Linked DNA regions of Homo sapiens: region 1 is linked to region 2. A link is a loop called in an ENCODE intact Hi-C map of the cell type or tissue named here. Cell type or tissue: natural killer cell. All regions are shown on one strand. Each heading gives the region's core, and the rest is flanking DNA. Links, peaks and the distances in the headings are about the cores only.

Evidence for each region. A loop is a pair of places that touch in the nucleus more often than their neighbours do. Peaks named below come from ENCODE experiments on the same cell type or tissue, not always from the same donor. Only the 100,000 strongest peaks of a DNase experiment are listed, where the experiment ranks them.
Region 1: it touches region 2 in a loop (3-fold over the local background); 2 of 110 quality-filtered maps call a loop at or near these places.

What each region holds. Positions count from the first base shown.
Region 1 is chr12:68,495,416-68,499,814 of GRCh38, forward strand. No RefSeq gene overlaps it. Among named protein-coding and RNA genes, the nearest start is that of LINC02384, 46 kb to the left of the region's middle. In natural killer cell, for the core only: no CTCF peak of the experiment used is centred there; no DNase peak of the experiment used is centred there; H3K27ac peaks cover 472 bases.
Region 2 is chr12:68,420,119-68,424,517 of GRCh38, forward strand. No RefSeq gene overlaps it. Among named protein-coding and RNA genes, the nearest start is that of LINC02384, 29 kb to the right of the region's middle. In natural killer cell, for the core only: no CTCF peak of the experiment used is centred there; a DNase peak (open chromatin) is centred at 2,243; H3K27ac peaks cover 2,418 bases.

The sequences.
Region 1 (4,399 bases), core at 147-4,146, 75 kb after region 2:
TCACCAGGTAATTCCTCAATTATCCTTTTCTATATAGATATCACTGTTATGTATGAGATCATAGCAGAGAAGCTCTGGCAAGGTAATTTGCAGAATGAAGTATTTCCTATTTTGTACCAAACATGATGACATTTAAGCTACTCAAGGGAAATATATTTTTACACTGTGCGAGATACTCTGTGTTAAGAATTTTTATGTGGTACACTAGGTAAATTCCATGTAAAATAATTTTCCCTAAGAAATAAAATGTTCACAAAGATTCCCTTGTCTGATTTTATTTTAAATCTCAAAAGGTTAATCCAAAATTTGACCTTATAAACAATACCAGCACATAGTAAGCCAAACACTTGCAAAAGAATGTTGTTCTCCAGTGTGCTAAGAACTCTGGGAGTGAGAAGGAATAGGGCATCATTTCCTTTACCTCACTAGGGAACTATTTATAGTCCAGCATTCTAATGAAAACCCTCGTGACCTGGAAAAGTTAATGTGCCTTTCAAAGTGTCTTATTTATATCCAGGGAATAACTCAGGATCACATCCAAGATGTAAACATGTGTTTTTCTCTCTCTCCCTCTCTCTCAGCTCATGCACTTATCTCATTCAATATGAAAGCAAGAAAGAGTTTCAGTCTATATTTATTTTAGTTCTCACTTTACACAGTTGATGATTGAAGATATTGCAGAAGACTAGCGTTTCACTAGAAACATCTTTAGGAAAATGATGGACCAAATTTTGGAGATACTTACAATCTACCAAAAAAAAATAAATCATGGCATTTCTCTTCTTAAAACTTAATGAAATTCAAAGGTTTTATCTGAAGAAAAATCAGTAAAATGGGAAATACAGTCCAAAATAACTTTAAATGTCAGTTATATATACTTATGTTATTTAAATAATAATGTATTATTGACATAAGTGTATATCATAGTTGACAAGTTCTTTTCTTTTCTAGGTGTCCACTTGGGCTTCATTCCCTTCCAGGAGATCCTCCTGACTCTCTTAGACTAGCTTAAATGCCCTTTCGTGTACTCCTTGTCTTAGCAATTCTTGCCTGGCAAGAATTCTGTAAGCTAGGTATAGTTTTGATCACTATTTTACAGGTAAGAAAATTGAGTCCAGAGAAACTGAGCAACGTGTCTAGACAAGATTACGAAGCTGAACCAGGAACCAAACTCCGATTGAATGATTCCAAACCCAATACTCTGGCTGCAGATCTATTGAGTGGACTTGTCTTCCACTTTAACACTGCATTTACCAAACATTAAGAAAGTAGGAAGATAAGCAATTATCTGTTGACTTTGGGTAGTAAATATGGAGCATTGGATAATTATGATAATAAGGTCTTGAGCATTAGTGTGTGCCAAGCACTTGGCTAAGTGTTTATGTTCATTCTTTCATTTCATTCTAACAACATCCAGTGAGATAGAAATGATGAGTATTCCCCTCCACCAATTTTTACAGTTAAAGAACCTGAGGCTCGAGGAAGGTAAATAATTTGCTCAAGGTCACACAACTAAAAGGAGACAGAACCAGGCTCTGTACCCAGGTTGTCTAACTCTGAGTCCACTTGCTTAACCACCATACATATTGCCTAATCCAAGCCCCATCCCACCTCCCGCTTCTCCTTAGATACGTATTTAAGAGGGTAAGTGTAAACTACAAGATGAGGGCTGCCCCTCATTTATCATAATAACTGCTGAATTCTCCCTTTTTTCCTAATATGTATAGGTATATGCTAAGACTTTTTTTCAGACTTGCGTTAGAATTCCGGTCCAGCCACTTACTAGATGAATGACTTTGTTCACATTACTAAATCTCTCTGAAAATACAAGTTGAGTAATTTGCAGTTTCTGTTTCTCCATTTGACAAAAAAAGATGATAGAACCCAACCAGCAGGATGGTTGCACCTAAAGTGAAATCCTGTAATGGAAACTTCCTAGTACAGAGCTTAGTAGGCAGAAGTAATTCGACAAATACCAGACCCATCCCCTTCCCTCCCCTGAATGATAGCTTTAAATGTAGGTATTAATCAAGTACCCACCGGATAAAGAGAAACTTTCATTTACTAACTCAGTCATTCACCTCAAAATATTGTTGACTTCTCTTGAATCTCTCCAGTTAAAGGAATTTTAAGATTACAACGTCCCAAAATTCGTTTTTCTGTCCTACATCTGGATGGCAACAGCTCCTTGAACACTTTTCTCTTGGTTTTTACAAGTGTGCAAATCTATCCATATTTTAAATGTAGTATCTACTGATGATAGATACGTACTCTAATTCCACAAATGTCTACTAGGTGCCTCCTTTGCCAAGAACCCTTCCTGACCCCAAGAAGTTCATAGTTTATTGGGTAAAAAAACACATGACTAGCTAAGACACTATGTAATAACGGTGCCATAACAAAGGCATGTACCAACCTCCATGGGAGCAATTAATCTTGCTCGAGGTTTTGAGGACTAGTTCACAGAAGAGGTGACATTTGAGTTCAGCCACAAAGAATGAGTCAGCTTCTCCGAGAATTAATGAGCATTCCAGCATCACAGGCAAATTTCAAGCAGTATATCTTGTTAAAACTGTGACCACAAGAATGTCCCATCATAGAAACTTTTCTCCTTTTGCTTGGTCCAGATTATTAAAGACAAAACAGTCATGATGACTTTCAGGGTTAATCCACTAAAGTCACTCAACGATGGTTTTACAAAGCAAATGTGTGGTATTTAAGTTTCCCAAAGACGCCATCGTGTAGCACTTAGGATTCCGAACAACGCAAGTTTCTCCTTTGAGAGCTCATATATAATGAATGTGTGTTACATTAAAGATTACTGAAGATTGTAAACCTTCTTTTTTGCATGTGTAAGATTGGTAGCTTTTAAAATATTGATGCATTTGTGTAAATTACCCAACTTGAATTTTACAACAAATTCAGAAAAGAAAATGTCAAAGTTGGACAAATTTTAAATGAACTCTCTATGAAAATAAAAAAAACTTCTTAAATAATATTTTGAGATGAATTGGTCTACAGAGCTCATCTTGGATTTCAACATGTATGTAGCTGAAGGGTACAGAAATGAATTGGCTATGAAGACTTAGGAAAAGTTTCAAGGTTTAACTATCTTTGCCTTGTTCTGTATGTAACCCATGTTTTCCTACTTTTTGTCCTTAATCACTCTGTGAATATTTTCCGTAAATAAATCTGATTCTCATCCACATAGCACCTGCTATTCTCTCTTCTTCTGTGGCCTCCATCCTTTGGTTGCCACCATTTCCAGCAGGTGCTGACATCTCCTACCACAGCTGATGCCATGGAGCCCTCAGAGTGGCAAGGTGTCTCGGTATTGTGTTGCATAGTTGGAAAGAAGTTCTCGCTTCCCTTCTTTTTTCTTGGCTTACTCTAGCTTAGGGCAGGAGGTCCAAGGCAGATGTCCTTGGACCCCAGGGATGGACAACGCTGTCAGTGCAAGTTTTACTCACAACCTTCCCATGCTCCCTCTACAGGATGCAGATGTCCCTCCCTGAGCCAGAGACAACCTGAGTGACAGCCCCAAACCCCTTCCCTCCAATGATCGAAGCTTTGTTTTGGGATCCAGCTGCTTCTGCCTAGCTGCCTTGCCCCTCTGGACAAGTCCTCACCCAAGAAGCCCTGGGACTATCACATAGAGACAGCCTGGTATGCCATTTCCCAGATATGGCCAAACTACTATGGACTTCAGAGACACACCTGGCTTGAGATTATAGGATTCTTGATCTTATTCCTACTTGCTTCAGTTATTGATGAAAATAGGCTGAGCCTCATAACAAATGTTGGAGAATGCTTATGTTCACTTTTATTTGGTTAAGAATGAATGAATAAATGGATGAATGAAAGGATACGAGTCCTATTAAAGCTGTAAACTTTCCCCAAGTGAATGTTTGGTAGCAGTGTTCTATCTCTGCGACCACTATGCCCTGTTCACTTTTACGGTTTTAAATATTTTATTCATTTACCTCAAGAATAGTAACAGCTAACATTGATATCACATCTTACAAAGCCTTTTCCATGTATGTTCCTTTATTTCATTTTTAACCTGTGAAACAGGTATTACCATGATCTCCATTTTCTACAGGAGAAAATTAAGCAGACTTCCCCACTTCCCCATTCTCATCCTTTGCTTTTGCTACTAAATTTTACTAATCTTTCAGCCACACCTAAGACATCATTTTCTCCATGAAGACTTACCTAACTATTGGCCTGGAGAAGCAGGTTCTGTTCCCTGCTCCAGTACAGCCAGAGTGTCAGTTAATCAGAGGGGACCTGGCACAGTCAGGGCCTCCCAGACCAATTACCTTAAGATTTGAGCTATCCTATTAATTGTCCCCAATGCTGTGTATGAGTAATAACATTATTATAACCACACATTTTT
Region 2 (4,399 bases), core at 335-4,334:
ATTTCTGGAAAAGAAAAGAAGAATGGTCAAAAAGAAGGGAAAAGGGAAAAGAAAAGCCACGGAAATAAAACAGATGGGACAAGAGGAGAGGAGGAAGGAGGGAGGTGATCAAAAGAGAAAGGAGGAGCATATTGAGCATAGTTGGTGCCGTACCATATACTGCCAATAAATTCTCATTTTGAGTACAAAACCTTGCATGGGACTGTTGAAGAAGGCTCAGTCTTTAGGGTGGAGTTGAGAAAGACAGAGCGGTGTGGTGTGCCAAAACAAACTCCTACTTTCTCATTCTGCTCAAGGTCAGCCTTGACACACTTTCCTCCAATGTGGCAGGAACACCAGCTACAGAAAAACTGCTTCCGTGAAAACCACTATTTAGGTACTGATATTAGCATCTTGTGCAGGGTAGCCTAGAGTTATGCATTTTCTCCTCTCAGGAGCCCTCTATATCCATTTGATTTCTGCGATGTACGCCAGCAGGCTTTGGCTCAGTGTTAATGACTTTGTTCTCTTTGAATTCCTGTGAGATTTTATTCCCTTTGGTGCCCAGGCGTTGTGTGCCACAGTGATTTCTGCCCAGTAAGACTTCTGCTGTGATAAAAAAGAAACTGCAGGGAAGGCCTGCTGCTTGTCCTCTGCCGGTTGCTGCTACCCGACACAATTACTCATACTCCCATTCAGAGAATGCGAGAGAGTGATTCTGTTTCCATGGCCTCAGTCCTGAGACTTTACTCTCTAATAAACTGAGAACACTAAGCCATGTGCTAAGCGCACATCGTCACTACCTGGAAAAGGCACCTTCTGGCTAGAGCCAAGTGGACTAATCATGTCTGGATAGACAAAAATGTTGTGCTCAGCAACCTAGCTCTCTCTCTTTCCCAATTATGAGACAGACCACCAGAGCTGGTAAACCACGTTACTTGTAGACACCAGCATTGTTGTTTATGCTATCATTTCAATTATGTTTTGAACTAGGGTTCTGTTGGCTTGCTTGCTTCCCCCGCCCCATCTCCCTCCCTCTATTGAAGGAAGAAGCCAAGGTAGGAAAATATCTGCTTGAATTGTTCATGAAATGTAAAATTTCTACTTTACCATGGAAAACCAGATTTTAGACACTATTACTCATGCTGGCTCAGAAACTCAATTTTTAACCTTTCTGACCCCACAGAAATCACAGAAGTATCCCCTTTGCTTCTATATCTTCTACCTGGGGCCCAGATTTGATCTGTGTCAATGCCACTCTGAATGCAGGACCTCTTATTGCCTTGGGCCAAGCAAAGGTACAGGAAAAAACTTCAGGCTGATCACTCTCAGCAAACTAACACAGGAACAGAAAACCAAACACGGCATGTTCTTGCTCATAAGTGGGAGTTGAACAGTGAGAACACCTGGACACAGCGAGGGGAACATCACACACCAGGGCCTGTCAGGAGGTGGTGGGCAAGGGAAGTGAAGGCATTAGGACAAATACCTAATGCATGAGGGGCTTAAAACCTAGATGATGGGTTAATAGGTGCAGCAAACCACCATGGCACATATATACCTATGTAACAAACCTGCACACTCTGCACATGTATCCCAGAACTTAAAGTAAAAAATAAATAAATAAATAAATTGTCCAGAAACAAATAACATTCCTTAAAATTAAAAAAATTTAAAAAAAAACTTTTTTAAACTTCAGGCTGGGACACCAAAACCCGATTCCTGATCCAGCCTTTAAAAGCACCCCAGGCCGGAAGTGGTGGCTCACACCTGTAATCCCAGCACTTTGGGAGGCTGAGGTGGGTGGATTACTTGAGGCCAGGAGTTCTAGACCAGCGTGGTCAACATAGCAAAACCCTCTCTCTACTAAAAATACAAAAATTAGCCAGGCATGGTAGCGCACACCTGTAGTCCCAGCTACTTGGGAGGCTGAGGCAGGAGAATTGCTTGAACCCAGGAAGTGGAGGTTGCAGTGAGTCGAGATCGTGCCACTGCACTCCAGCCGAGGTGACTGAGCAAGGACTCTGTCTCAAAAAAAAAAAAAGAAAGCATCCCAAAGAGTCTCAAGGTTTATATAGGAGCCGCAGAAAAACAGTTCTCAAGTCAAAATGAATTCAAAGCTGCTTTAATTAAATGCCTTTTAGCACTGTGTTGAAACAGATGAAGATTTTGTTACAAAATCAAAAAACAAGTGATTCTCTAGTCTTGTTTTTGTTACCAGCTTCCCACTGACCTACTTTTAAATTGCGTGAAAAATGTGGCCTTCCCCGCTCCCCCTCCTTCCTGTCCCCTCTCCTCCTGACCTCTGTACCTCTTCTCCCTTCTGGTTCTGTCTTCCATAGGCTCTTTCTTCTCCTCCCACTTATCTCAGGTAGGGTCTCAAAGCTGGTCTTCATGTTCCCTTCCCCCTTCTCCCTGATGATAAGAACCCTAACCTTGTGTCTTCCCTGTGTATCTCTAGAAGGGAGATACCCAAATCTCTAGACATGACTTTCATGGATGTTCCAATCACTTGAATCCAAAGGGACCGCTTATCCCCCTTTGCTGGGACAACCTCCATGTATGCCTGTTGTTGTACCTTATTATTAATAGTGCAGCCGGGCACGGTGGCTCATGCCTGTAATCCCAGTACTTTGGGAGGCCGAGGCAGGTGGATCACCTGAAGTCAGGAGTTCGAGACCAGCCTGACCAACATGGTGAAACCCCATCTCTACTAAAAATACAAAAAATAGCCAGGTGTGATTGCGCACACCTGTGATCCCATCTACTTGAGAGGCTGAGGCAAGAAAATCGCTTGAACCTGGGAGGTGGAAGTTGCAGTGAGCCGAGATTGTGCCACTGCACTCCAGCCTGGGTGACAAAGCAAGACCTTGTCTCAAAAAAAAAAAAAAAAAAAATAGTGCGCACTTTCACTCTCACAGGGGTCTTGGACAATATATTATTTAGTCATTCTCCTTAAAAGCAGGATTTTCTTCCTGAATATTTACTTGATCCAACATTTCCTCCCTCAGCTACTTCTTTTTCTGAAGCTCTGGCCTTCTTCCCAGCATTTGCATTTCTGTCAGTGCTTCTGACGCTCTTCCATCTTCCAGAACCTGGAAGCCCCGGCATCCTGTTGACGCCTCCCTCCCCATCTCATCTTAGCCATGCAGAATGGCGACACCAAGGTCAAAGGAACTGGACATAACTCCTGACTGCATCACTTACCAGCTCTGTGCCCCTGTTCACCTCTGGTCTCTGCCTCAGTGCTGTCATTTGTAAAACAATGAGAACAATACATTCCTTGAACAGCGTCACTGGAAGCATAAATAAGGCAGCTTCTGAAGGGCCACTGGGCATTGTGCCTAACAAAACAAATCTGACTTCTTATTTATGTATTTATTCAACACATTTATTGAGCACCTACTGTATGCCAGGCACTGTTCTAGTTCCTGGGGATACATCCGTAAGCAAGACAGTCAAACACATCTGTCCTCATAGAACTCACATCCCAGTGCAGAAATCTGACAATAAACAAATAAAGAGCTCCTAGGTCAAGTAGTGATAAGGGCTACAAAGAGAAAACCAGACAGGGTAAGGGGAACAGGGAGTGCCCAGGTGGAGAAGGGCTGCTACTTTAAAACGGTGGCTAAGGGTCACTAATAAGATGACATTCAAGCAGACACTTAAAGGAGAAAAGAGGTAAAGGAATTATCTAGGCAGATATTTATTTATTTATTTATTTATTTATTTGAGACAGAGTCTCGCTCTGACACCCAGGCTGGAGTGCAGTGGCACGGTCTCTGCCCATTGAAACCTCTGCCTCCTGGGTTCAAACAATTTTCGTGCCTCAGCCTCCCGAGTAGCTGGAGCTACAGGCATGCACCACCACACCTGATTAATTTTTGTATCCTTAATAGAGACAGGGTTTCGCCATGTTTGCCAGGCTGGTCTCGAATTCCTGGCCTCAAGTGATCCACCCACTTGGGCCTCCCAAAGTGCTGCGATTACAGGCGTGAGCCGCCACACTTAGCCTAGGCAGATATTTAAGAAGAACAGGCTTGGGAGGCCGAGGCGGGCGGATCATGAGGTCAGGAGATCGAGACCATCCTGGCTAACACGGTGAAACCCCGTCTCTACTAAAAATACAAAAAATTAGCTGGGCGTGGTGGCAGGTGCCTGTAGTCCCAGCTACTCGGGAGGCTGAGGCAGGAGAATGGCGTGAACCCAGGAGGCGGAGCTTGCAGTGAGCCGAGATCACACCACTGCACTCCAGCCTGGAGACAGCGAGACTCCGTATAAAAAAAGAAGAAGAAGAACAGGCATAGGCAAGTTCCCTGAGGAAGGCCTGATGTGTTGGAGGAAGTCAGGGATGGCAGCCTCGTGGAGTGGGGTGGATGCCTAGTAGGGAATGAAGCCAGTGGAAGCGGGATTCCCACAC